Regions from separate parts of the Homo sapiens genome. Here region 2 is linked to region 1. A link is an interaction called in ENCODE POLR2A ChIA-PET data of the cell type or tissue named here. Cell type or tissue: OCI-LY7. All regions are shown on one strand. Links, peaks and the distances in the headings refer to the core of each region. The heading gives the core; the rest is flanking DNA.

Region 1 (16,465 bases), core at 5,431-7,930:
GATCTGGGGATCCCACAGTGGAGAAGAGATTGGCTCAAGGTCGCATGGTGATTTAGCAGCAAATTGGAAAGAAGAACTCGTGTCTCTGGACTTCCTGTCGAATGCTATTTAAGGTCTGATTAAATGTCACCTCCTCCAGGAAGCCTTTCCTGAATTCACCCCATCTTCCTCTGTGTTCCTTTGCCCATACCTTGACATGACACCCTGTATCACAATTAGCCTCTTAAATGAAATCTGTCCCTGCTAGAGTGAGATAGCCATCATATTCATCTTGGTGTGGTGTGGCTGGTGCCCCATTACATAAGGGTGTCATTTACTGAGTGCCTATTATGTGCCAGGCACTTAAATAATACTTACTACTCTTCATAACTGCCCCACAAGGAAGGTAATGTTGTCCTCATTTTACACAAGGAAACAAAAAACCTCCTGAAGCTCAGAAAGGCTAAGTAGCTTACCCAAGTTCCCACAAGGAGTAAGTGGCAGAGCTAGGGTCTGAGTCCCAAATGCTTTTGCACCTCCCATAGCACCATGCTGCCTCTGTGTTTGTTGAGTGACTACTGGATGGCACCCAGCTGAGGATCTGGTGCAGAGTGGCCCTTAATGGCCCCTCTCAACTGGGTTTGGAACATCTGGGAATGCAACACTCTGCTCCCAGGGAACTTGGGGAGAAAAGAATTCCAAGGAGAGGGAAGGAATTTGGCCACCAAGGAGCCCACAATTCATGGGAGGGATGGCTCAGATACCAATGGGGAAGTCAATAGGACAAAAGCAAAAGCAATCAATCATGAACTGTTTTTTTTTTTTTGGTCCATTGAGGCATTTTATTCATATGAATTTATTACATCCCTAGAAAAACAATCCCAGGATTTTCCCTCCTGTGTATTTTTGTCTTGCTTCCTTGCAATCCCTGATACCAGCTGAGGTTGTCAGGACAATGAAACCAAAGGGGATAGGGGTACCATTTTTCTAGATCTTTGAGTTGCACATCAAACTGGGGCTTGTCACTGTACACTTGTTTAACCTGCCTGTGAGGTCCACAGTGATTTTTCTAGCTCTGTGATTATTGATGATTGCAAATTCACTGATGTAAACTAAACTTCATCATCACACTTAGAAACTAGATGATGATTTTGGAACACAACCTAAAACAACCTGGTATTTGCTTCTCTTCTCAGCATGTTGATGCTATTGAGAACACTGGCCAGGACGTTCACATGCACCATTATAGCAGCTCAGAAAGATGGCAGAAAGAGACCAACTCATTTTTTTTGTTCTGCCATCCACCATCCACTTATCCATCCACCCGTCTATCCATTCATCTATCCACCCATCCTCCATCCATCCATTCCACCCATCCATCCACCCACCCACCCACCCACCCACCCATCCATCCAGTCATTCACCCATCCACCCACTCATCCATCATCCATTCATCCATACACCCACCCACCCATCATCCATCCATCAATCCATCTATCCATTTATTCATCCATTCATCTATACATTCATGTATGAAATTTCCCACCTTCCTTGCTTCCCTTCCTCCATCTCTCCCTTCCTTCCTTCCTTCCTCTTTTTATTTTTATTTTTTTAAGATGGAATCTTGCTCTGTCACCAGGCTGGAGCACAGTGGCGCAATCTCAGCTCACTGAAACCTCTGACTCCCTGGTTCAAGTGATTCTCCTGCCTCAGCCTCCCAAGTAGCTGCAATTAGAGGCACGTGCCACCACGCCCAGCTAATTTTTATATTTTTAGTAGAGATGGGGTTTCACCATGTTGGCCAGGATGGTCTTGATCTCCTGACCTCATGATCCACCTGCCTTGGCCTCCCGAAGTGCTGGGATTACAGGCATGAGTCACCGCACCCGGCCCCTTCCTTCCTCTTATCCACTTATTCATCCATCCATCCATCCATCCATTCATCCAAAAAATACCAGATGCCCTCCTATGTGCCAGGCACTGGGCTACGTGCTGAGATAGAGAGCTGACACCAGCAGCATGGTCCCTGCCCTCCTGGGTCTCAGAGTCTAGTGAGGAAGTCGGACATGAATCAAGAATCACACAAAGTCTAATTCCAAACTTTTGCAAAGACTATGAGGGAAAAGTACAGGATATCGTGAGGACATCTAACAGGGGTCTTATCAGGTCTAAGGAATCAGGGAGGGCTTTTCAGAGGAGTTGATGTTTCAGCCACTCCCTGAAGGATTCATAGGTCTTAATGTGGCTGAGTGGGGTAGGAGGGGGAATGATTAAATCAGAGGAAACAGGGATGTGCAAAGGCCCAGAGGTGGGAAAGCGCTTGGTGTGTTAAAGCAACAGAAAGGAGACCAAGTAACCACTGAGAAAGAAGAGGGGTGAGCCTGGGGCCAGAAGAGGCAGAGCTACCATGCAGGGCCTTATAAGACCCAGTGTGGGTTTGCAATTTTATTCTAAGAGTCATGGGAATTACTAAAAATTTGATGTGATTTGATTTGTGTTGGAAAGAGCCTGGAATTAACTAGACTTTATTGAGTACCTACTGTATGTCCAGCCCTGGTCTAGGTACAGGAGAGTCTGGAAGGGGACACAAAACAAGATGAGTAACACTGAAGACCGTATTAGGGGCATGTGCATTAGGGTATGAGCCCTGGGAGACACATGCCACCCCTGTCCCCAGCCTGTGGAGCCGAGTGAGTTAGGCTTTTTTGAGCCCTTCTCTCCAGCCCTCTACATTCTTCTGTGCAGACCAGCTGTGACCTCCCCTTCAGCAGTTGAGAAAAAGTTTAAGTGGAAAACAGGAAACAGAGTGAGAAGGACTGTTTGGGTGTCTCTGGGGACTGAAATGGGGCCCCTGGAAGTCAGAGTGTTCCTTGGGCCTGTAGGACACTGGTGGGGTGCGAGTGGTGAAAGGTCTTTTGCTGCCTGCTGAGAATGGGCAGTAGAATTGGAGAAGCCTCAGAAGGGTGACATCCACAGCCGGCTTTGCTTAGCGAGGAGGGTCTGCAGGCCCAAGGTTAAGGTGGGCACTGCTCTCGTGGCCATGTGTGCAGGTCATGGTTCCTGGGAGCAGTGTCTCCCCATCACCAGGCAGAGGCTGGTTCCAGGTGAGCACAGATTCATCCCAGGGTCTTGCTCTGAAATTCACATACAGCCGGAGTTGAAAGCAGCTTGAGCATCTATGGGCGAGATGGTGAGATGAACGCCCTCCCCACCCCAGAGCACTGGGTCCCACCCTGGATTCATGTGAGAATCTCCTGCAGAGTGCATACAAATTACCCATGTCCAAGCCCCACCCTCAGAAACTGATGTAGTTGGCTGGGGGGTCCAGGTATTTGTAGGCTTTGGCCAATGGTTCTTTCCCTGGATTTAAGGGATTAAAACTGAGAGATGGTTGTCAACCTGTCTCTAGGTAGTTGGGCTAATCATATGTGATATTGCGAGCTTTTAGGGCCCATTTAGAGCCATCCATTTATTCATCTAATCAGATGATGTTTACTGAGCACCTGCTATGTGCCAGATACCATTCTAGGCACTGAAGATACAATGATGAATAAAAGACATAAAACGCTTGCTCTCCTAGAAGCTGACCTTCTAGGTGGCAGGAGAGAAAAAGTAAATAAATGCACAAATATAGAGTGCATCTTGTAATGTAAGTGCAGTGGAGAAAAATTAAGCCCTCTTAGACATTACTGGTGGGGACGTGACTTGGTGCAACCATGTTGGAAAACAGCCCGGCTTTATCTCTGATAGTTAAGCACATATACACCCCATGGTCCAGCAATTCTACTCTGGAGTATGGACCTTGGAGAAATTCTTGCCCATTCACAGCAGGAGTCCCATAGAAGGATGTTTATAGCAGCTCTGTTCACAGTGGTCAAAGCTGGGAAATAACCCAAATGCCCATCTGGAGAGAACAAATGAATAAATTATGGTTTAATTCCCACGATGAAATATTACGCAGCACTCAATACGAAGGAACTATACAGCCACACGCCGTAATATGGATGGATCTTTGAAATAGAATATTCAATGAAAAATGTCCTGTTACATAAACATGATTCCCTTTTTATAAAGTCAACGGCAACTAAAATTATGGGCACACATATGCGATAATAAACTGTATGAAGGGAAACAAGGGAAGAATAAATACAGGATTTAGGATGAGGATTAAGAGGGCAACGTGGCGCCACAGGTTGGGGGGCCATATGGTAAGATGTAAATCACTGTCAAGATCCTAGCTTTTGTTTGGGTAGTGGTTTCACAGGTGTTTATTACATTCTTCTTCTTTTTCAAGAGACAGGGTCTCGCTCGATCGCTCAGGTTTCAGTGCAGTGGTGCGATCACAGCACTCTGCAGCCTCCAGTTCCTGGGCTCAAGCAATTCTCCTGCCTCAGCTGGGGCTACGGAAATGTACCACCATACTTAATTATTTCATTTTATTTTTGTAGAGACAAGGTCTCCCTTTGTTGCCCAGGCTGGTCTTGAACTCCTGGGCTCAAGTGATCCTCCTGCCTTGGCCTCCCAAAGTGCCGGGATTACAGGTGTGAGCCACTGTGCCCAGCCATTCTTAAAATTAACCAGTTAATTAAAAGCTGATGAGAGCATTATTAACCCCCTTTTTTGTGGACCAAGATTAAAGAAATAAGCGAGTAAGCAGGGAGGGGCTAGATCATCCAGATCGTGCTCAGGGTGGAGATATGATTGCCGTTTTTTCTGTTTTTGAGACAGGGTCTTGCTCTGTTGCCCAGGCTGGAGTGCAGAGGCACAATCACAACTCACTGCAGCCTCAACCTCACTTGCTCAATTGACCCTTCCATCTCAGCCTCCCAAGTAGCTAGGACTACAGGTGTGCACCACCACACCTGGCTAATTTTTGTATATTTTGTAGAGACGGGGTTTGGCCATGTTGTCCAGACTGGGGTTGCAACTTTAATCAGCTTGTCAGGGAAGGTACTACCCAGGTGACATCTGAGCCATGACTTGAAGGAGAGTAGCGAATAAGGGGAGATCTGAGGAAGAGGGTACTGGGTAGAGGGCACAGCAGGTACGAAGGCCGCTAGGTGGCAGGGTGCTTGACATGCTGTAGGAATGGCAGGGAGGTCAGTGGGCTGGAGGAAGTGAGTGCAGCCATGTGAGAAGCAGGCGTAGGGAGGGAGAGAGATGGAGACACGGGGGAGAAGAGAGGGAGAATGTTTCCTGCGTTTCCCAAGGGGTTCTTCCCAGCGACTGGCTATTCAACTTTTCCTTAGGTTCCATGAGGCACCCCAGTTTCCTTGAGGTGGTTTAATGGGGTTTCTATTACTTGTAAGCCAGTGAGTCCTACCTGGTGAAATCACTGGCCCTGTGGCCAGAAGATCATGGTGTGAGTTTCTTCAAGAAAGATTTCTTAAGAGAAACTGCAAACTGGAGGGTTGGTGCTCGCACAGCAGAAGCCCCTGGGAGATGGAAGGGGACCCAGGCGGCATCGGCTAAGGGGTATGGAATAGCAGTTAGCCCATTCATGGAGTGATTTCTAGGTACAGGGATTTTATTACACTCTTCTTTTCTTTTGAGACAGGGTCTCGCTCTGTCACTCAGACTGGAGTGCAGTGGCATGATCTCAGCTCACTGCAACTTCCTCCACCCAGGTTCAAGTGATTCTCTTGCCTCAGCCTCCCAAGTAGCTGGGATTACAGGCATGAGCCACCATGCCTGGCTAATTTTTGTATGTTTAGTAGAGACAGGGTTTCACCATGTTGGCCAGGCTGTTCTCAAACTCCTGACCTTAAGTGATCCACCTCGGCATCCCAAAGTGCTGGGATTACAACCCTGAGCCACCTTATTATGCTCTTTTAATCCTCCCAACAACTCTGACAGGCATTATTACAGATTTTACAGGTGGGGAAACTGAGGCAGTAGAGGTTGTGGCATACACAGTGAGTATTTGAGCCTGAAAACCCCAGGTCTGGCTGACCTCGGAGCTCTTGCACCTGGGATATGAGGTGTCTGATCTATTTCCATTGTGGTGTCCCTTTGTCTTTGGGGACCACAGTTTCTCTCCTTTATAGTGTGGGTGGGTGGGTCCTTGCCTCCTGTCCTCTCTTCCCCAGCTCCTGGGCCATCGAGAAGGCCTATGAGCAGCCAGGCGAAGTGGGAACACTCAATCTGGAATTCGCTGTGTCTCCAACGTGGAGAGAAGGAACCCAGAGAAAGAACGGGGTTTAGAGTTAGTGTGGCCTGGGGTGTGGTGGAAGTTTAGTGTGGCTAGGGGACTAAGAGAGGGAGTTGGGGGGAGGTGTGTTTGTGTGTGTGTGTGTGTGTGTGTGTGTGTGTGTGTTGCTTATGCAGAGCTGGTTCATTTGGGGAAGGGTGGGGGGAGCAGAAAAGAGAGAGGAACCCTAGACCTTTTCCTCCCTGTACAAATCAACCGCCTGAGTCCAGCAGGCAGGGCCGGGAAATGAAATGGGAGCGTGTGTATAGAACGCCCCCTAGTGGTCTATTTTGGTCCCTCGTTCTAATGCTGGAGACATTTCCAGATAATTTATTTTTAATTTTTTTGTTGCAGTAAACATGCATACCATAAAATTTACCATCTCAATTCTATCTAAGCTAAGTGTTAAGCATATACACATTGTCTTACAACCGATTTCTGTACTTTTTCATCTTGCAAAACTGAAACTGTACCCTTTAAACAAGAATTTTCCCATTTTCCCCTCCCTCCAGGCTGTAGCACCCACTGTTCTACTTTCTGTCTCTAAGAACTTGACTAGTCCAGTACCTCCTATAAGTGGAAGCATGCAGTGTTTGCCTTTTTGTGCCTGGCTTATTTCACTGAGCGTAATGTCCTCAAGGTTTCCCCATGTTGTAGCTGTGTCGGGATTCTCTTCCTATTTAGGGCGAAGCATATTCCACTGTAGGTATAGACCACATTTTGTTATCTATTTGTTATCTGTTCATCTGTCAGTGGACCCTTGAGTTGCTTCTACCTGTTGGTCATTGTGAATAGAGCTGTTATGAGTATGGGTGTACAAATATCTCTTCCAGACTTTGTTGTCACTTCTTTTGGGTGTATCCCCAGAAGCGAGATTGCTGGATCATATGTGCTAGACTGAACTCCCCGCTCCCCTTTTCATATGTTGAAGCCCTCACCTGCAATGTGACTGTATTTGGAGATAGGGCTTTTAGGAGGTAATTAAGATCATAAGGGGCTGGGCGCTGTGGCTCACGCCTGTAATCTCAGCACTTTGGGAGGCAGAGATGGATAGATCACTTGAGGTCAGGATTCGAGACCAGGCTGGACCAACATGGTGAAACCTCGTCTCTACTAAAAATACAAAAATTAGCCAGGTGTGGTGGCACGCTCCTGTAGTGCCAGCTTCTCCGGAGGCTGAGGCAAGAGAATCCCTTGAACCCTGGAGAGAGAGGTTGCAGTGAGCCAAGATCGCGCCACTGCACTCCAGCCTGGGTGACAGAGTGAGACTCCTTTTCAAAAGAAAAAAAAATCAAAAGGGGTCATAAGGATGGAGTACTAACTTGATAAAAATGGGTAGCCTTATAAGAAGAGGAGAGACAGGGATCTCTCTTTCTCCTTCCCTGTGCATACAGGCAATGAGGAATGGCTGTGTGAGGGAGTATCAAGAAGACAGCAGCCTGTAAGCCAGGGATGGGGGTCTCACAAGAACCAGACCATGCTGGCACCCTGATCCCAAACTTCCAGCCTCCAGAACTGTCGGAAGTAAATTTCTGTTGTTTAAGCCACCAGTCTATGATATTTTCTTTTCTCTTTTCTTTTCTTTTCTTTCTTTCTTTCTTTCTTTCTTTCTTTCTTTCTTTCTTTCTTTCTTTCTTTCTCTCTCTGTCCTTCTTTCTCCTTCCTTCCTTCCTTCCTTCCTTCCTTCCTTCCTTCCTTCCTCCCTCCCTCCCTCCCTCCCTCTCTCTCTTTCTTTCTTTATTTTTTGACAGCCTTGCTTTGTCTCCCAGGCTGGAGTGAAGTGGTGCAACCTTGGTTCACTGCAACCTCCACCCCCCGGGTTCAAGCGATTCTCCTACCTCAGCCTATCAGGTAGCTGGGACTACGGGTGCACGCCAACACGCCCGGCTAATTTTTTGTATTTTTAGTAGAGATAGGGTTTTGCCATGTTGGCCAGGCTGGTCTTGAACTCCTCACCTCAGGTGATCCACTCACCTTGGCCCCCCAAAGTGCCGGGATTACAGGTGTGAGCCACCACACCCGGCCTGATATTTTCTTATGGCAGCCAGAGTGAATACAATATAGTAATTCTATTTTTAATTTTTGAGGAACTGTCATACTGTTCCCAGAGCATTTTACAGGCCCACCGAGAGTACACAGGGTTCCAATGTTTCTACATCCTCACCAACACTTGTTATTTTCTTTCTTTTCTTTTATTAAAATAATAGTAGCCATCTGAGTGGGTTTTCCAGGTAGTTTTTCTCCCAGCCACCAATGAGGCCTCCTGTGTGCCCAACACCAGGCTGAATATGTCACATGCCCAGTGGTTAGTATCATTCCCATTTTACAGATAAGGACACTGTGGTTTGATGGGACAAGTAACTAACTCAGTGTCACCAATGAGTAAGTGCTGCATGCATCACTGGCTCCAAGTTGGATTTCTTGACTCTAAAGTCAAGAATCCTAATGGAAATCCTATTAATCTTGGTGATGATGGTGGTGATGATGACAAGTAGCAATTACAGAGCATTACTCCTGTGACTGGCACTGTCCCCAGCTCCTTACAGACATTTTAATGGATTTAATCCATAACAACCCTATGTGATGTCTACTATTAAGTTCTTCATTTTACAGATGAGGAAACCGAGACATGGAAAACTCAATTTGTTTGTTCAAAGTCATATGGCAACTAAATGGTACAACCAGGATTCTAACCCAATATCCTATTCTGCCTTCCTATGGGCACTGATGGCTAAAGAAAATCCTACCTACCAAAATCTAAATTCCCCCAAAGTAAAAATGAGGGCGACAACCTTTGCTTCAGTGAAAGCATCACCGCCATAATTCTCCTGGCTAAAGGGCTTCATCCTCATGCTGTTTTTGTTGAGGATGTTTTAGTTGAGTTTGAGAGAGCCTCAGATTGACCTGAGATGAACTCTGGGACCCTAGGAGTCAGTGTGTAACCCTGGTCTCCTACGGAAAGCCCCAAATCAAGTTTGAACCCTGGCTCCTTTCCTTTTTTTTTTTTTTTTTGTTAAAAATTTTATTTTAAATTAATTTGGGAGCTTATAGAGAACTTACAAAGAGTACAATAAATTCTTTATACCTTTCACCTGGATTCCTCAAATGTTAACCTTATATTTGATTTCTTCCTCTTCCTCCTCCTCCCCCTTCTCCTCCTCCTCTTCTTCCTCCTCCTCTTCTTCTTCCTCCTCCTCCTGCTTCTTTTCTCTCTCTCTCTCTGTATACACACACACACACACACACACACACACAAACACAATACATGGATATATAAAATTTTCTGAAACATTTGAGGATGAACTGCATACACTATACCACTATACCCCCTAGTGCTTCAATATATGTATTCCCTAATATAAGGAAATTCTTTTACCTGACCACAGTACAATGATCACAATCAGGTAATCAAAATACAATGACCTAATCTATAGCTGTTATTTGTATTTTGCCAATTGTCCCAATAGTGTCCTTTATTGATAGCAAAATAAATAAATAAAAAATCCAGGATCATGCCTAGCACATAGATGGTGCTAGACCATCTATCTCAACCAACATGCCTGTCGAGGCAGAGGCATAAGTGAGCCCAGCTAAGACTGGCACACCTGCTTGGCTGACCTGTAGATTTATGAGAGATAATACCTGGTTGTTGCCTTTAGTCACTTAGTTTTGGGGTGGCTTTTCAAGCAGCAATAGAAATGATAGAGCAGGTGCACTAACCAGGATGCTTGGGCTGCAAATAACAGAAAACCCAACTTAGAGAGGCTTAGACCATGAGGACACTCTTATTCTTCATGAGGAGTCCTTAGGTCAGGAGCATCCCCCCGCCATCCCATCCCAAAGCCATTATATGGGTCAGGGTTTTCCAGAGAATCAGAACCAATAAAATGTGTATCTCTCTCTCTCTGTAGCTTCCTTCCTTCCTTCCTTCTTCCTCCTTTCTTCTTTCCTTTCTCCCTCCCTTGCTTCCTCCATTCTTTCCTTTCTTCCTCTTTCCCCTTTCCTTCTTTCCTTCCTCCCTCCTTCCCCCACTCCCCCTCCTCCTTCCTTTTCCCCCCTCCATCCTTCCCTCCCTCCCTTCCCTTCCCTTCCTTCCTCCCTCCCTCCTTCCCTCCTTCTTTCCTTTCTTTTTCCCACACTCCCTCCCTTCCCTTCCTTTCCTTCCTTCCTCCCTCCCTCCTTCCCTCCTTCTTTCCTTCTTTTCTTTTTCCCACACTCCCTCCCTTCCCTTCCCTTCCCTTCCCTTCCCTTCCCTTCCCTTCCATTCCCTTCTCTTCCCTCCCTTTCTTCCTTCCTTCCTTTCTCCCTCCCTCTCTCCCTCCCTCCTCTCTAGGAATTGAATTACATGATTTCAGAGGCTGGCAAGTCCAAATCTGCAGGACAGGCTGGAGACCCAGGGAAGAGCTGATGCTTCAGCTTGAGTCATAAGCAGTCTGGAGAGATAATTTCTTCTCCCTGCGGGGACCTTGGTCTTTTTCTCCTAAGGCTTTAACTCATTGGCTGAACCCACCCATGCTATGGAGGATAATCGCTGTACTCAAACTCTACTGTTTCATATCTAAAAATACCTTTACACCAACGTCTAGACTGATGATTACCAAACATCTGGGCCCTACAGCCTATCCGAGTTGACTTTTAAAACTAACCATCCCAGCCATCAAAGTTCTTCTGCTTTCCATCCCTGACATGTTGATATTTCAGAATTAGCATTGTCATCTCAAGGTCACAAGATGGCTGCTGAAGCTCCAGAAATCACAACCTCAAACAGCAGCATCCAGAGCAAAAGGGAAGAAGGAAGATTGAAAAGGTCTTTTCGTTTCCTGACCCATCTCTCTCTCTCTCTCTCTCTCTCTCTTTCTCTTTAGAGACAGGGCCTCATTCTGTTGTCCATGCTGGAGTACAGTGGCATCATTATAGCTCACTGCAGCCTCCAGTTCCTAGGTTCAAGCGATCCTCCTGTCTCAGCCTCCCAAGTAGCTGGGACCTACAGGCATGCACCGTCACATCCAGCTAATTAATTTTTTTGTTTGTTTGTAGAGATGGGGTGTGGCTATATTGCTCAGGCTGGTCTGGAACTTCTGGCCTCAAGCAATCCTCCTGCCTTGACCTCCCAAAGCGTTGGGATTACAGGTATAAGCCTGGCTGCATCTCTCTCTTAATAGAAAGACAGTCTTCCTAGAATCTCTTAGCAGAATTCTCTTTATGTTTAATTGGCCAGACTGGGTCACATGTCCCTCCTGACCGTGCACTGGCAAGGAGGCACAGGATGCCAGGATTGGCTTAGACCAAGCAAGACATCCCCTGGGACTGGGTGGAATTTGGGGGGCAAGGTAAAAAGGAGGAATGACTGCTAGGTAGGCAACCAACAGTGTTGGTGCATAATTAATGCTGTTTAAATATTTGGGGAGGGAGCAAATGGACGCCTGAACCTTAGTAGAGATGAAGGTCCCATAGAGGAAGGCACTCGTGGAGGGTTGACTTGGGTCTTCTTAGTGTCAGGCTAATGGTTGGTTTGCCCAGCGCCCTTGAAGATGAACAGGCTATCTGGGGGACTTCACCTTATTAGGTAGGTGGGGTGACCCAGTGGCAGTGGAGGAAGTGGCCGTCACCAGCTGCTGTCCTCTGGGTTGTGACAATCTGATCCTGTCTCACGGCCTCCCAGCCTGGCCTCCAGCCAAGTGGCTGACACCTGGCCAGCCATCTGTCGTCCACCTAGAAGCTAAGTCTGCAGGGGGACACCACAGAGGACACACCAGTAGATTTCCCAGCATGGCGCGGGTGGGGGAAGAGAGGAAGCAGGGAGGGCTCTTCGTCCCAAAGCTAACACCCAGAAAGAGGTCAAGGATATGCGGAAATGGACTTAAAAATTCAATTCTCTTTTATAGCACACTTTCCAAACCTTTACATATTTATTAACTTGTTTAAGTCTCCCCACAGGCAAGGGAGGCAGGGACCACTCTCCTCATTTTTTTCTTCTTTTTTCTTTTTTTTTTTGAGATAGAGTCTTGCTCTGTCACCCAGGCTGGAGTGCAGTGGCGCAGTTTTGGCTCACTGCAATCTCTGCCTCCTGAGTTCAAGCGATTCTCCTGCTTCAGCCTCCTGAGTAACTGGCGTTACAGGCACATGCCACCACGCCTGGCTAATTTTGTATTTTTAGTAGAGATGGGGTTTCACCATGTTGGCCAGGCTGGTTTTGAACTCCTGGTCTTAAGTGATCCACCCGCCATGGCCTCCCAAAGTGCTGGGATTACAGGTTTGAGCCACCGCGCATGGCCAACTCTCCTCATTTTATAGCCAGGCAATGGAGGTGAGAAAGTCAAAAGGCCTTGCCCAAGGTCACCACATGAGTCTCGTCTTGCCGATGGAACACATGACCAAACCTTGCAGCTTAGAACAGCACAGGTGTGTTACCCCACATTTCCGGAGGCCAGAAGCCCTAAAGTCAAGGTGCTGGGTTCATTCTGGAGGGTTCGGGGGGAATCCTTTTCCTTGCCTTCTTCCAGCTCCTAGAGGCTGCTCCAGTTCCCTTATTCCTTGGCGCAGGGCCCCACCTTCATCTTCACAGCCAGCAGCACCCTCCAGTCCCTTTCCCTGCTTCCGCTGTCACTTTTTTCTTCACTCTGATCTTCTGCTTCCTCTTAGAAGGACCCTCCCTCTTATAAAGACCCTTGTGATGACACTGGGCTTACTTGGATCATCCAGGATCATCTCTCATCTCAAGACCCTTAGTCACATCTGCAAGGCCCCTTTGCCGTATGTGTAGGTGTGGGGATGAGGATGTGCGCATCTTTGGGGGCCCTTATTCAGCCTATCACGGCTACCTGGCTGAGGACTGGCTGAGACCTTCTGAGCCTCTTCATTGCTCCTTTGCTCCCAAATCCCCCACCCGCTTCACCAGGGCTGCAGTCATTGACCAACTCTGTCTGAGGTTGCATGCCTCAGTGGCAGCATTTTAGTGAATCCTGCACTTGCCCTTTTTTTTTTTTTTTTTTTTTTGAGACAGTCTTGCTATGTCACCCAGGCTGAAGTGTAGTGGCGTGATCTCAGCTCACTGCAACCTCTGCCTCCCGGATTCAAGCGATTCTCCCACCTCAGCCTCCAGAATAGCTGGGATTACAGGCATACACCACCACACCCAGCTAATTTTTGTATTTTTAGTAGAGACGGGGTTTCACCATGTTGGCCATGATGGTCTCGATCTCCTGACCTCGCGATCCGCCCACCTCAGCCTCCCAAACTTCTGGGATTACAGGCATGAGCCATTGTGCCCAGCCGCCATTCTTAGTTAAGAAGTGAGCATGTGGGCCCCAGAGTCTGACTGTCTGGGTTGAAATCCTGGCTTCAATGCTTTGTGGCTGTGTGACCTTGGATAAGTTACTGCACCTCTCTGTGCCTCTGTTTTCTCATCTGTAAATGAGAGTGAGATAATAGGTACCAGTCCCATAGGTATAGGGTGTGAGGATTAAATGACTTCATGACTGTTGCGTTCTTAGAACAATACCTAATTCAGAATGACCTCAGTTAATGTTAGCTAGCTTAAAAAAAATTAAACAAAAACATTATTGGCCGCGTGCTGTGGCTTACTCCTGTAATCCCAGCACTTTGGGAGGCCAAGGTGGGTGGATCACTTGAGGTCAGGAGTTCGAGACCAGCCTGAGCAACATGGTGAAACCCAGTCTTTACTAAAAATAAAAAAATTAGCCAGGTGTGGTGGTGCACGTCTGTAGTCCCAGCTACTTGGGAGGCTGAGGCATGAGAATTGCTTGAGCCCGGGGGGGGTGGAGGTTGCAGTGAGCCGAGATCTCACCACTACACTCTAGCCGGGTGACAGAGCCAGACTCTGTCTCAAAAAAAATTATTAAAAGCAGAATATTTCATCATTTACCATCTACCAGGTTGCTTCACTGTCTTCTAGGCTTGGGCTTTGAGGTCTGAGTGTGCCAGGGCGTTTAATGCCAGCTGCCACAACAGACAAACCCTGGACTTGCAGTGGCGAAACACAATCAAGGCTTGCTTCTCGCTCTTCTAAGGAGGAGGGCAGCCCTTCCCCAGAGAGAGCACGTGGCCTCGGGGTCACTGTGGCAGGGCAAGAGAGCGGTGGGGCTGCTCCATTTCACAACACCAGCTCTCCATTGCCTTAACTCCCAAAGTCACATGTCAGTCTCACTCCAGTTCCAGCCCAGGAACTAGGTCAGTGGAGGCAGGGATGAGGTGGTCAGTGCTGGGTTGGGGAGGTGGAGCCTGGGACAGAGGAATCACTAATGCAAACCATGGAGTCAGGGAGGCCTCAGGGAGGAAGTGATGACTAACTCGAAGCTTGAACAGGAACTTGCCTAGGACAATCCTGGGTGTGGTCCTGGGATAAACCCTGCAGGAGATTAAGGTTTCAACATTCAGGGTGAGAAACTAAATCTGGATATCTAGAGACAGCTGCACTCCAATGCTCATTCCATCATTATTCACAATAACCAAGATACGGAAACAACCCAGGTGTTCATGGCAGACGATGGATAACGAAACCGTGGTATATACACAAAGATTATTCAGCCTTCCAAAAAGGGAAACTCTGCCATTTACAACAACCTTGATGAACTTGGAGGACATTATGCTAAGTGAAATAAGCCAAACACAAAAAGAAAAACACTGCAGGATCTCACTAGTAAGCGAAATCTAAGAGTCAAATTCATAGATGCAGAGAGTAGAAGGGCTGTATCTGGATTATCTTGAGATGGGAGATGACCCTTGAGAAAGAAGGATGGGGGTAGAACTGGGTGATTCATTGAGGATTTGGCGGACCCAGGAGACATTACCCTGACACATTCAGATCCCAAAACCCTAGCCTAGAAGATAGCGAAGAATCTCTTGGCTGGGGTTCTCAGCCTGGGGATCACAGACTCCTTTGAACTTGGATGGGGAAAGTGATATCTTTATTCTCATTAACTGTGAATTGAAAGACAGCATTTCCTTCTACTATGAACATAGGCAACAAACCACAATGGTGTGAGTAGCGTCTGACTGTGTCATGAATAGAATCCTATAGTTTCCTATTACATTTCACTTGTTGGTGCTGTCTCAAAATATATTGCTTTTACTCATCACTGCTTTGAAGTATTACAGTAATTAGACTGGGATCTTCATTTTATTTTATTTTTTGAGATGGAGTCCCACTCTGTTGCCCAGGCCAGAGTGCAGTGGCGCAATCTCAGCTCACTGCAGTCTCTGCCTCCTGAGTCCAAGCCATTCTCCTGCCTCAGCCTCCCAAGTAGCTGGGATTAAAGGCGTGCACCATCACACTCGGCTAATTTTTGTATTTTTAGTAGAGATGGGGTTTCGCCATATTGGCCAGGCTGGTCTTGAACTCCTGACCTCAGGTGATCCACCAGCCTCAGCCTCCCAAAGTGCTGGGATTACAGGGGTGAGCCACCTAGCCCAGGTTATTTTAACACAGCCTGAATTAATTGTAGCTCAAGAGGGGTGCCCCTAACAACCTGCAGCTGAGGAGTCTTGCTGAGATCTGCCAGGCTTTGGGCAGCACTGGTGCAGTGGACTGAATGTCTATGTCTCCTCAACCCCTAAATTCATACATTGAACTCCTAACCCACAGTGTGATGGTGTGAGGAGGTGATGTGAGAAGGTGATTAAGTCATGCAGGTGGGGACTTCATGAATGGGATTAGTGCCCTTATAAAAGGATCCCTGGAAAGCTTCCTTACCCCTTCAGCCATATGAAGACACAGAGAGAAGGCAGCTACCTATGAACCAGGCAGCTACCTATGAACCAGGAAGAAGGCCTTCATCAGACACCAAATCTGCAGACGCCTTGATCTTGTATTTGCCAGTCTCTGGAACTATGAGCACCACATTTCTGTAGTTTCTAAGCCACCCAGTCTATGTATTTTGTTATGGCAGTCCTGAAAGTAACCCCCGTTGGTGAGGGTCTTTCTCTGGGTCTTAAATCAGCATGACTGCAATGGGAGGCACCCAGCCTGGGTGGGGGGGCTGCACCCCGGCTTCAGGGCTCAGTGGGAAGACTTTGGGGGCTTCTTATCATTCAAGGGAGAACAGCTCTTTCTTTCTTTCTCCTTTCTTTCTTTCTTTCTTTCTTTCTTTCTTTCTTTCTTTCTTTCCTCCCTCCCTCCCTCCCTTCTTTCTTTCTTTCTCTTTCTTTCTTTCTTTCTTTCTCTCTCTTTCTCTCTCTCTCTTTCTTTCTCTTTCTTTCTTTCTTTCTTTCTTTCTTTCTTTCTTTCTTTCTTTCTTTCTCTCTCTCTCTCTCTCTCTCTCTTTCTTTCTTTCTTTC
Region 2 (12,552 bases), core at 3,425-5,924, 120 kb before region 1:
ATAATATGATGAACCCCGGGTACTCGTTATCTAGGTACAACTGTTACCAGCTGATAGCTGGTCTTGACCTTCATCCGTTAGTTCCCCTTACATCCGGGTTATTTTGAAGCCTGTCCCTGCCATCCTGTTATTTTCCTGTAGATTTTTAGTATGTGGTTTGTTTGACTTCTTAAGATTGAGGCATGACCTGCATGTAGCAAGCTGTGTGAAGCGCTGTTAGCATGTGTGAGTGGCTCAAAGATTTTTTTCATATGTGTTATGCCTGTGTGACCCCCGCCTGGGTCAAAGCCTGGGGAGTCGCTGTGCCCCAGAAGGCAGTGGGGCCCCTTTCCGTTGGTGCCTGCCTCCCTGTCAGCTACACCTGGGTCTGTTATCTGAGGACATGGTTCACTGGGTTTCACTTACTCCACACACAGTTAACAACACTCCCTCTGTGCAGCTGCTGGGGTCACCAGTGAATAAGACCAAAATAGTAATTTTTAAACAGTTGTTTTTTTAGAGAGAGTTTTGCTCCTTTGGCCAGGCTGGAGTGCAATGGCATGATCATGGCTTACTGCAACCTCTGCCTCCTGGGCTCAAGTGATCCACCCACCTCAGCCTCCGAAGTACCTGGGACTGTAGGCACAAGTCATGCCTGACCATGCCAGCTCATTTTTTATTTATTTTAATTTTTTTTGTAGAGATGGTGTCTTGCTGTGTTACCCAGGCTAGTCTCGAGTTTCTGGTCTCAAGTGATTTTCCAGCCTTGGTTTCCCGAAATGCTGGATTACAGGCGTGAGCCACCATGCCCAGTTTAAATAGTAATCTGTAAAGAACAGCTAGCACTCTCATGAGTGTTCCATGTTGAGACTCTGTTCTCAGCACTGTATATACTGACTCATGTGATCCTCATAATAAGGCACAAAGAAGGGGCAGTTATTCGTACAGATGAGGAAAATGAGGCATAGAAAAGTTTGGTAACTTGCCCAAGGTCACACAGCTTGTTTGTAGCAGAATCCGGATAAGGCTTGTGCACTGAGGTGGCATTTGCAGCTTCCCTGAGAGGGCCCTCTGCACACATCATCTCTGATCCTCAGACAACCCTGCAGAGAGGTGGGAGGTGTTGTAAGCTCCATTCCTCCCCAAACTGGCATCACCCAGCAAGCTGGGATTCAGACCAAGGGTGCCAGACTCCAGAACCCGTGGTCTTGTCTCTGCACCTCAGTGCCCGTCCCCCGCCATGGTCTGGCTTCCTTTCCTTTCTCCTCCAAGTCTCCTTCTCACTTTGCTACCATCTTTGCTCTGAGCAGCTGCTGACGACCCAGCGGGTGAGCTGCGCCCACATCTACAGTGCCCTAGACCCGACAGCCCGCAAGATCAATCTCGCCAAATTCACGCTTGGCAAGTGCTCCACTCTCATTGTGACTGACCTGGCCGCCCGAGGCCTGGACATCCCGCTGCTGGACAATGTCATCAACTACAGCTTCCCCGCCAAGGGCAAACTCTTCCTGCACCGCGTGGGTAAGCAGCCCGTGGCTGGCCCTGGGGCAGGCAGGGGTGCCGGATCCTGGCAGAAGCCGAGGGTACAAGGCTTAACTCTTGACACTGCACATGGGGTGGCTGTGGGCCTTGTTTTAGAGACAGAGCCTCGCTATATTGCTTAAGCTGGTCTCAAACTCGCGATCGTGCCACTGCGATCCAGCCTGGGTGACGGAGCAAGATCTTGTCTCAAAAAAACCAAAAAAAAAAAACAACCCAATTATTCAGCTTATGGTTTTTTTGACTTTACAATAGCACCCATACAGCTGTTCTATTTTTTTCTTTCAGTACAGTATTCAATAAGTTACATGAGATACTCAACACTTTATTTTAAAATCGGCTATGTGTGGGATGATTTTGCCCAAGGGTAGGCTAATGGAAGTATTTGGAGCATGCTCAAGGCAGGCTGGCTGAGCTGCGATGTTTAGTGGGTTAGGTGCCGTGCGTGTGTTTTTGACGGCTATTGGGTTTATTGAGACGCAGCCCTTCGTAAGTCACGGAACAGCTGTGGTCTCATTTCAGAGATCACTGTCCCCCATTGCTCTCTGATGACATGGCCGTCATTTTGGTGTGTGTCCATTCTTCTGATGTTTCTATTTTAAGTTGTGGTAAAGTAGACATAGCATGCAATTCAGCATTTTGCCATTTCCCAGTGTGCAGTGGAGTGGCATTGAGTCTGTTCCCATTGTGCAACTGTCACCACCATCTGTCCCCAAAACTTTTTTTTTTTTTTTTGAGAGTCTTGCTTTGTACCCCAGGCTGGAGTGCAGGGGTGTGATCTCGGCTCACTGCAACCTTCACCTCCCAGGTTCTAGCTATTCTCTTGCATCAGCCTCCCGAGTAGCTGGGATTACAGGTGCTCGCCACCAGGCCCAGCTAATTTTTTGTGTTTTTAGTAGAGACAGGGGTTTCACCATGTTGGCCAAGGTGGTCTTGAACTCCTAACCTCAAGTGATGCATCTGCCTCAGCCTCCCAAAGTGCTGTGATTACAGGCGTGAGCCACCATGCTTGGCCCCAGAACTTTTCCATCTTGCAAAATTGAAGCTCTATCCGTCAGACAAAATCTCCTTATTCCCCTCCCGCAGCCCCTGGTAACTGTTATTCTACTTTCTTTGCCTTCTTTTAATTCATAAGTGTCATGTGGTGGGTGCACTTCCCCCTTGTTGCTGTCTGCTGTCCCCTAGTTTCTGTTGCTGTGTGGAGAGCTGGTTCTGCATGTCCCTAGGGAGGTCCCCAGGACGCCCCCAAAGGGAATTTCTTGTGCCTCACAAGACCAACAGTGCCGGTCAGACAACCTCAAATGAAATCTCCAAATGTCATAACACCTTGTTTTCCCAAGATACAGAGACAAACCAAAATATAATGCTATGTAGTGATTTAGGTACTTCATGCAAAATTGCAATCATATTGGGTGTTCTTTTTTATAACTGGCTTTTTGTTTTTTTCTTTTTACATCACCATACATCACGAATGTTTTTCGTTTACTATGAAATGTCATTCTGTGATGGGTTGGCACATCTTTTCTGTAAGGGGCTAGACATGAAACGTTAGGCTTTGTGGACCATACTGTCTCTGTCATAACTGTTCATCTCTGCTGCTGTCGTGTGACTGCTGCCTATTCATTTATATAGATAATATATAAACAAATGAGTGTGGCTGTGTTCCAATAAATCTTTATTTACACAGACAAGCAGGGGGCCGGGATCTCACTCTGTTGCTTGGGCTCTAGTGCTGTGGCATGATCATAGCTCACTGTAAGCTTGAACTCCCAGATTCAAGCAATCCTCCCAGCTCAGCCTCCCAAGTACTTAGGGCTACAGGCACACACCATCACATCTGGCTAATTTTCGTTTTTTGTAGACATGGGGTCTTGCTATTTTGCCCAGGCTGTTCTCGAACTCCTGGCCTCAAGTGATTCTCCCACCTCAGCCCCTCAAAGTGCTGTGATTACAGGCGTGAGCCACCAGCCTGGCCCTGTAGGCTGCAGTTTGCCCACTCTTTTCCTGAGCTGTTTAATTCCCACTGTGTGGCCATCAGCTAATTCACTTATCTAGTCCTCTACCCTTGAGACTTTAGTTTCCAACTTGGGGCTGTCCTAGTCAGGGCCACACTAAACCTCCTTGTGTGTGAATCTTTACATCTTTGCGGGGAATTCTCAAAAGTGGGGACACTGAAGAGTTTTGATCATGCTCATGAGCAGGGCCTTGCTGTATTTTTGCTAGTCTCCCAGAGCACTGTGTCAGCTTGGGCACACTCTCACAGATCAACCTAGGGACCGGGATTAAACTTCCCTGTGCGTAGGTGGGGACAGCAGCCGTGTGAGGTTCGAGGCTTGGCCAGGCTCACCTGCTCAGGGTCTGGCCTGTGGAACTCATGCTGGGTCCGGGTCCTTCTTTGCTTAATTAAGCTTGAACGTCTCCTTGCTGCAGGCCGTGTGGCTCGGGCTGGCCGAAGTGGCACAGCCTACTCCTTGGTGGCCCCTGATGAAATCCCCTACCTGCTGGATCTGCACCTGTTCCTGGGCCGCTCCCTCACCCTCGCCCGACCCCTCAAGGAGCCCTCAGGTGAGTGGAGGCTGGGTGGGGATAGGGGTCCCCGTGGAGTTCATGGGCCCTGTTTTGGCTGTGGGAGGAGGTAGGGCTGGGTTTGACCCCAGCAGAAGATGATTCCTTTTATTTATTTTATTGTATTTTATTTGTTTTGTTTATTTTTTGAGACAGAGCCTCGCTCTGTTGCCCAGGCTGGGGTGCAGTGGTGTGATCTTGGCTCACAGCAACCTCTGCCTCCCAGGTTCAAGCCATTCTCTTGCCTCAGCCTCCCGAGTAGCTGGGACTATAGATGCCCGCCACCACGCCTGGCAAATTTTTTATTGTATTTTTAGTAGAGACAAGGTTTCACCATGTTGGCCAGGCTGATCTCGAACTCCTGACCTCAAGTGATTCGCCCACCTCCCAAAGTGCTGGGATTACAGGTGTGAGTCACTGCGCCCGGCTGATTCCTTCTATTTTTTAACGAGACGGGGTCTTACTCTTGCTCAGGCTGGAGTGCAGTGGTGCGATCATGGCTCGCTGCAACTTCCAACTCCTGGGCTCAAGCAAGCCACTATGCCTGGCTAATCCCTCTATTTTAAACTCAGGATTTCCCACAACAATCCAGATTTCTGGTATCTACTGGGAAACAGTTGGATCTGGGTGCTAAGCTGTGGCACCCCCATTAGACAGGCTTCCTGGTCCCCTGCAGCCCCTGCCTGCCTCCCCTTCCTGTCAGTGTGGCCTGCCCAGCCCCTGCAGGCATCTAGTGTGTGACCCTATACTTGATGAGTTTTCAGGGGAGCGCAGCGGAGGGAAAGAGAGGCTGAGGCTCATTCAGACCAAGCCCACAGGACATTTTTAATTTATTTATTGAGACAGAGTTTCGCTCTTGTTGCCCAGGCTGGAGTGCAGTGGTGCAATCTTGGCTCACCACAACCTCCGCATCCTGGGTTCAAGCGATTCTCCTGCCTCAGCCTCCCGAGTAGCTGGGACTGCAGGCACACACAACCACGCCCAGCTAATTTTGTATTTTTAGTAGAGACAGGGTTTCACCATGTTGGCCACGCTGGTCTTGAACTTCTGATCTCAGGTGATCTGCCCGCCTCGGCCTCCCAAAGTGCTGGAATTACAGGCGTGAGCCACTGTGCCCAGCCGCCCACAGGACATTTCTGTATACATCCTAGAATGGGAATGCATGGGACAGACAATAGCAATCACCATGGCCTCCATCTGTGGGCCTCCAACTATGGGCCTCCACCTGCAGTCCTGCTGGTTCCCGGGCCCTGGACACATCTTGTCTCATTTGTCCATCTGTGCTAGAGGGAGGGCTGTCATCACCTCTGCTTCACAGATGAGAGAACGGCTCTGACAGGCCTACCCGCATGCACACAGCAGGGAGGTGGGGAGCTGAGATTCAGGCCCCCCCAGAGGCCCAAGACTCAAGCTCAGAGAGCTGAGGCGGCTTCCTCCGGACAGCCTAGCCAGTGGTCAGCAGAGAGCGCAGCCCTCAGAGCTCCGGGCCCCCTCTGCCTCGGCTGTTCACTCTTGGCTGCCAGTGGTGGTCTCTGTCCAGGCCACGGCCCCCTCAGGTGACCATGTGGCCCTGCAGTGTCCCAGCCCATGCCTGGAGGCGGCTGGAAAGCAGACACCATAGCAGAAAGTCTGGGGTCAGATGCAAGGGCACAGGAAAGGGCTGCGGGGCCTGGCCGGGGTGGGGGGCGGCCTGTGCAGTCACTGGAGGTGGAGGCCTCAGTCGGGCGCCACGCAGGGGTGAATTGGAAGGGGCGCCTAAAGGGCATTTCAAAGCATTTTCCTGGGGGCAAAGCTGAGAGTGCAAGGGCCAAGGGAGGGAGGTGCAAGCACAGCCCCACCTGGCAGCCCCAGGGGCCCAGTGACAGGCAGGAGCAGGAGGAAATGGACCCTGCGCCCAGGGCCAGAGGCAGCACGCAGCCCCGTACAGGCTCTACAGATCTGCAGCCTCCTGGGTTGAGAGCTGTGCATGGGCGTGGGAGGGGCAGAGGGAGGGAAGGAGCCTCCCCCAATGTCCAGGCAGAAACCACCCCCGGTGCAGTTAGCTTTTAGGGAGAGACATCCTGCATTTGCTCCAGAGCTAGCCAGGGGTCAGCAGGGCCCAGCACCTGCTTAATCTGGAGAGATGGGAAGAGGGCAGGCTCCTGACCCAGTGCAGGGTTCGGTTTCCGACCCTGACCCTTACCACGTGCCCCTTGGCAAATCTCTAAACCTCCAGGAGCCTCAGTTTCCTCCTCTCTAAAAGGGACTCATCAGGGCCTTTCTTGCAAGATTGGCCAAATGTTGGTAATTAACGCTGGGTGATGGGCCCATGAGGTCCATCATGCTCTTCCCTCAGCTTTTTGTTTTTCTTTTGTTGTTTTGCTTTTTTATTTTATTTCATTTTATTTTATTTTTTGAGAGGGGCTCACTCTGTCACCCAGGCTAGAGTATAGTGGCACGATCACAGCTCACTGCGCCCTTGACCTCCTAGGCTCAAGCAATCCTTCCACCTCAGCCTCTTGAGGAGCTGGGAATACAGGCAGGTGCCACCATGCCTGGATAATTTTTTAATTTTTTGTAGAGATGGGGTATCACTATGTTGCCCAGGCTGGTATTGAACTCCTGCACTCAAGCGATCCTCCTGCCTTGGCTTCCAAAGTGCTGGGGTTACAGGTGTGAGCCACCATGCTTGGCTTACTGTTGTATATATTTTGTAGTAAAAAGTTAGAACATGACGACAAAAGAAAACAGGTACTTTCCTCATAGGTTTGGTGTGAGGTAAAGGAGATGATGATGATGGACTCAGCACAGTGCTTACACATAGGAAGCCTCTGTCCCCGGCATCCTCTGCTCTTAACTGTTGCTGTTACTTATTACCATAAGTATTGCTGTTGTTAGTATGGACTCTGCCTAGATTGAATCCTGTCTCTGCAACTGACTCATTTGACAGTCCTGGTAGTAATTGAACCTCGCTGAGCCTCAGTTTTCTTATCTATAGAACAGGGTTGCTGTGGAAATTGAATTTCTAATGCTGGAGTCAGCAAAGTTGCTGTTGTTTGTTTTTTGTTTTTGTTTTTTTGTTTTTAAGAGAGACAAAGTCTTGTTCTGTCACCCAGGCTGGAGTGCAGTGGCACCATCACGGCTCACTGCAGCCGTGAGCTCCCAGGCTCAAGCGATCCTCCTGTCTCACCCCCTGAGTAGTTGAGAGACTACAGGGGCACACCACCATGCCCGGCTAATTTTAAAATTTATTGTAGACATGGAGTGTCACTACATTGCTCAGGCTGGTCTCCAATTCCTGGCCTCAAGTGATCCTCCTGCCTCAGCCTCCCGGAACTCTGAGATTATAGGCATGAGCCACCGCACCCGGCCAACAAAGTTTTTTTTTTTTAGAGCCGGATAGTACATATTCTAGGCTCTGTGGGCTGTGTGATCCAGGGTGGCTCTTCAACCCTGGCCTTGTAGTGCAAAAACAGCTGGAGACCATGCGTAAGCAAGTAGTGAGCTGTGCTCCCGTAGAGCTATTTCCAGAAGCAGCAGGCAGCTGGCCGGCCGGCCGCAGTTTGTTGACCCCTGTCAGTGTATTCAAGTGTCTGGCTCTCTAGCTCCTCCCTGAGTGCTGGTGTTCTTTGCAGTGATTATTTTGTAGCCATTTACCTGTGATTCAGGGGCCAGGGTGAGGCCCAAGAGTGGTGGTCGGGCAGTGGACAGGCGGGCCAGGCTGAAAGACCTCTGACAAGGTGCTGTGTGGGGTGCAGGTGTGGCCGGTGTGGATGGCATGCTGGGTCGGGTGCCACAGAGTGTGGTGGACGAGGAGGACAGTGGTCTGCAGAGCACCCTGGAGGCATCGCTGGAGCTACGGGGCCTGGCCCGCGTTGCTGATAACGCCCAGCAGCAGTATGTGCGCTCACGCCCGGCGCCCTCGCCTGAGTCCATCAAGAGGGCCAAGGAGATGGACCTTGTGGGGCTGGGCCTGCACCCCCTCTTCAGTGAGTCCTTCTACAAGGCAGGGGGTGGCAGGTGGGCCTTGCTGACCCCACCCACAGCCTCACACCTTGCTGCTTTCCTACCAGGCTCGCGTTTTGAGGAGGAGGAGCTGCAGCGGCTGAGGCTGGTGGACAGCATAAAGAACTACCGCTCCCGGGCGGTGAGTGGGGCCGGGTGGAGACCACGCTCTGAGTCCTGGCTCTGTGGAGCCCAGAGACAGATGGCCTGTGGCCTGGGGTCACACAGTGACAACGGTGGTGCCAGGACTCAGATTGCACTCCTGACCCCCAGCAGGACCCCAGCAGGGATTTTCATCTGAGCTTCTTATAGCTTCTTAACCTGCAGCCTTGGCTCTGACAACCTCTCTTGAGATGCACCTTGTTCTGGAACCATCCCTGCTGGCTCACAGCAGGTCCTATGGGGCAGCCATTCCCTAGCACTTACAGATGGCTCACAAGGGGAAGTGACATGCTTCTGGTCTGTTAGAGGCCTGAAGAGCTGGCTTTCCTGAGCTTCTTTCCCTCCTTCCCAACTGTTGACTCCCATTAGGCACCCCATCTTGTGCATATGGAAGGGGATGCACAAAAGGAAAGACCTACTGAGGAGTGAGTAAGCCTGCCAGCCAGCTAGGATCAGGAGAGGAGCTGGAGAGAGTGTCATGTTTAAGAGCACCGGTTTTGAAGTCAAATGGACTTGGGTTGACAAGCTATGCCTTTTCCTAGCATGTGACCATGGGCTGGTTACTCACCCTCTCTGGGTTTTTGTTTGTTTGTTTTTGAAACAGGGTCTTGCTTTGTCACCCAGGCTGGAGTGCAGTGGTGCAATCATGGCTCACTGCAGCCTTGACCTCCTGGGCTCAAACGATCCTCCTATCTCAGCCTCCTGAGTAGCTGGGACTACAGGTGCATGCCACCACACCCAGCTATTTTTTTTTATTTTTTGTAGAGATGAGGTCATGTTGCCTAGGCTGCTCTCAGACCCCTGGGCTCAGGTGATCCTCTTGCCTCAGCCTCCCAAAGTGCTGAGATTACAGGCGTGAGCCACGGTGCCTGGCCTGGGTCTCTCTGTGTTTTTGTTTGGTTTTGTTTTTGAGATGGAGTCTCGCTCTGTTACCCAGGCTGGGGTGCAGTGGTGCAATCTCGGCTCACTGCAACCTCTGCCTTCTGGGTTCAAGTGATTCTCCTGCCTCAGCCTCCTAAGTAGCTGGGACTACAGGTGCCCACCACCACACCTAGCTAATTTTTGTATTTTTAGCAGAGATGGGGTTTCGCCGTGTTGGCCAGGCTAGTCTCGAACTCCTGACCTCAAGTGATCCACCCGCCTCAGCCTCCTCAAGTGCTGGGATTACAGGCATGAGCCACTGCGCCTGGTCTGGGTCTGTCTATCTAATTGTGAAGTGCAGATAATGGACACTGGGGAAGACTTGGGGAAGAACGCCCATAGGAAGCCCACCAAGTGGTAAGGGTGGGGTTAGGAGTAGGAGGCCAGTGGGCAAAGGACTGGGTGTCCCCTCCACAGACTATCTTTGAGATCAACGCCTCCAGCCGAGACCTGTGCAGCCAGGTGATGCGCGCCAAGCGGCAGAAGGACCGCAAGGCCATCGCCCGCTTCCAGCAGGGACAGCAGGGGCGGCAGGAGCAGCAGGAGGGCCCAGTGGGCCCAGCCCCGAGCCGCCCAGCACTGCAGGAGAAGCAGCCTGAGAAGGAGGAGGAGGAGGAGGCGGGAGAGAGTGTGGAGGTACAGGTTCCACCCTGGGGACCCTGGACCTGGGGTATGGGGAAGGGGTGGCTAAGTCCCAGCAGCCCATGAGGCTGTCCTAGGATCTTTGAGCAGTGGATGGAGGTGGATGCAGTCAGCTTCCCATCTGCAGAGTCGGGGCATGGTTCTTGTCCACCATCCCTCGTTTAAAACTCTGGGGCCAGATCTTTAGCCTGAGGAGCTGTGCACGACATGACACCCTCAGTGGGGTCCGGGGCATCACCAGCCACCAAACACATCAGGGCTTCTGCAGTGAGACGTGTAGGTCTCCACTCAGAGGGAGGACCATGAAGTGTCCCATTCACCTGGTGGGTGGGTCCTGGGCCTGTGCGTCCCCCAGGATGTCCCTCTCTCATGTTTTGTTTGGACAGAGGGTTCAGTAGCCAAGAAGACCAGTTGGAGACCCCTGGCCTAGTCCATGTTGTTCAGAGCAGGCCAGGCGCAGAGAGGGGCAGGGCCGGCTGTCACATAGCCTGGGGTGCGGAGCTGGAATGGGGAGTTGGGTCTCCCTCGGCCGGCACTCTCCTCCTCACCCAGCTGTCCTGCCTCTGCTGGTCCCTGAGGCAGGGGTTGCACTGTGTGTGCAGATGAGGAAACTGAGGGTCCCACAGGAGACACTGTCACCCAGCTAAGAAATGGCAAAATGAAGCTTTGAAAGTCCCCGAGAAGCCACTGGCCCCTCACTGTGGCCAGGCTGGTGGGTAGGGAGGCAGGGGGAAGTCCCCAGGGGGCAGCAGGCATGACACTGGGCCTTGGTCTGTGCTCTGCCAGGACATTTTCTCAGAGGTCGTGGGCCGGAAGCGGCAGCGGTCAGGACCCAACAGGGGAGCCAAGAGGCGGAGGGAGGAGGCCCGGCAGCGGGACCAGGAATTCTACATCCCCTACCGGCCCAAGGACTTTGACAGCGAGCGGGGGTGAGTGGCTGGCTGGGTCCTGGGTGGGGCAGTTGGGTCCGCTGGGTCCCATCAATCCAATTATGTCTCCCACTCTCCCTCTGCAGCCTGAGCATCAGCGGGGAAGGGGGAGCCTTTGAGCAGCAGGCAGCTGGCGCTGTCCTGGACTTGATGGGGGATGAAGCCCAGAACCTGACGAGGGGCCGGCAGCAGCTCAAGTGGTGAGTGATCGAGTGAGCCGCCCCTCCATGCTCGGGGTGAGTGACCGAGTGAGCTGCTCCTCCGTGCCTGGGGTGAGTGATCGAGTGAGCCGCCCCTCCCTCCATGCCCGGGGTGAGTGAGTGAGTGAGCCGCCCCTCCATGCCCGGGGTGAGTGATCGAGTGAGCTGCCCCTCCAGGCCCAGGGTGAGTGAGAGAGTGAGCTGCCCCTCCATGCCTGGGGTGAGTGAGCGAGTGAGCCTCCCCTACCTCCATTCCCTGAAGTGAGTGAGCGAGTGAGCCGCCCCTCCATTCCCTGGGGTGAGTGAGCGAGTGAGCCACCCCTCCAGGCCCAGGGTGAGTGATCGAGTGAGCTGCCCTCCATGCCAGCAGGCAGGGTGAGCTCCCTGAAGTCCTCACTCCCATCTGATCCTGCACAGCCCAGATTATGGCCTGGCTGTCCCCCATGTGACCACTCACAGCAGGTGTGATGGCCCCTGGCTGTGCTGTCCCCTTGATTTGATCACACACCACAGAGATCTTGACCCCGTCTATTCTTTTTGCTGGCAAGTCTTTCTAGACAGGGCTCAGGACCCATTCGTTCAGGACTCTAGCGTCTGGAGAGTGTATGTGACTCAACCCAGGGTCACAGCTGGGTAGGGGGAGGGGATTGGAAACCCTCCAGGAGGCCCTTGTCCCTGAGCCAGGCCCCAGTGCTGGCGGCAGTCCTCTGACCTCCGCACTCCCTTTTGAGACCTGGACTGCAGGGAGAGGTGAGGAGGGATAGGGAAGAAGCCTTTATTGAGCGCCAACTGCATGCCAGACATGGCTGCACTGCTTTCCTTTAATGCTCCAACAACCTGACAAGAGGGTCGGGTGAGGAGACAGGCCCCAAGCGGCAGCCGGCACTCCAAGGGTTTCCCTCCACGGCAGCCGTCCCAACTCCCTCTCCTGCAGGGACCGTAAGAAGAAGCGGTTTGTGGGACAGTCAGGACAGGAAGACAAGAAGAAGATTAAGACAGAGAGCGGCCGCTACATCAGCAGCTCCTACAAGCGAGACCTGTATCCTGAGGGGCGTGGCTGGGGAGGGGCGGGGCCGAGGAGCTTCAGCAGGAGCAGCTTCAATTAAGTGGAACCTGGGGGCGGGGGCGGGGGCGGGGAGGAGGGGGCGGGGCTGAGCGGCTTAAGCAGCCGCATCTCCAATAGATGGGACCTGGTGCTGGGGGCGGGGCCGAGCAGCTTCAGCAGCAGCATCTCGAACTAGTGGGACCTGTGCTGGGGGCGGGGCCCAGCAGCTTCAGCAGCAGCATCTCCAGTAAGTGGGGCCTGTGCTGGGGGCGGGCCCAGCAGCTTCAGCAGCGGCATCTCCAATAAGTGGGACCTGGTGCTGGGGGCGGGGCCGAGCAGCTTCAGCAACAGCATCTCCAATAAGTGGGACCTGTGTGCTGGGGGCGGGGCCGAGCAGCTTCAGCTGCGGCTGGGATAACGGAACTCTGTCTGCTGGGGCAGTGTGGGGAGGAGCCTTCTCCCATCCCAGGGGCTTCACGCAGCTTCCTTAACGAGGTTTCCCAGCTATCAGAAGTGGAAACAGAAACAGAAAATTGATGATCGTGACTCGGACGAAGAAGGGGCATCTGACCGGCGAGGCCCAGAG

The links. Peaks named below come from ENCODE experiments on the same cell type or tissue, not always from the same donor. Only the 100,000 strongest peaks of a DNase experiment are listed, where the experiment ranks them.
Region 2: POLR2A ChIA-PET joins it to region 1 with 12 read pairs; 9 of 35 experiments call an interaction of 5 or more read pairs at or near these places.

What each region holds. Positions count from the first base shown.
Region 1 is chr12:113,038,820-113,055,284 of GRCh38, reverse strand. It overlaps the pseudogene RPS15AP32. Among named protein-coding and RNA genes, the nearest start is that of DTX1, 9.7 kb to the left of the region's middle. RefSeq lists an enhancer at 5,119-5,288 and a silencer at 6,357-6,476. In OCI-LY7, for the core only: a CTCF peak has its summit at 6,477 (motif pointing left); a DNase peak (open chromatin) is centred at 6,394; H3K4me3 peaks cover 745 bases; H3K27ac peaks cover 2,295 bases.
Region 2 is chr12:113,161,301-113,173,852 of GRCh38, reverse strand. DDX54 (DEAD-box helicase 54) reads left to right here. Exons shown (of 20, transcript NM_024072.4): 11 at 1,290-1,500; 12 at 3,949-4,083; 13 at 7,821-8,051; 14 at 8,136-8,209; 15 at 9,568-9,786; 16 at 10,579-10,721; 17 at 10,808-10,921; 18 at 11,856-11,960; 19 at 12,471-12,552. Among named protein-coding and RNA genes, the nearest start is that of MIR7106, 8.4 kb to the right of the region's middle. In OCI-LY7, for the core only: no CTCF peak of the experiment used is centred there; no DNase peak of the experiment used is centred there; H3K27ac peaks cover 729 bases.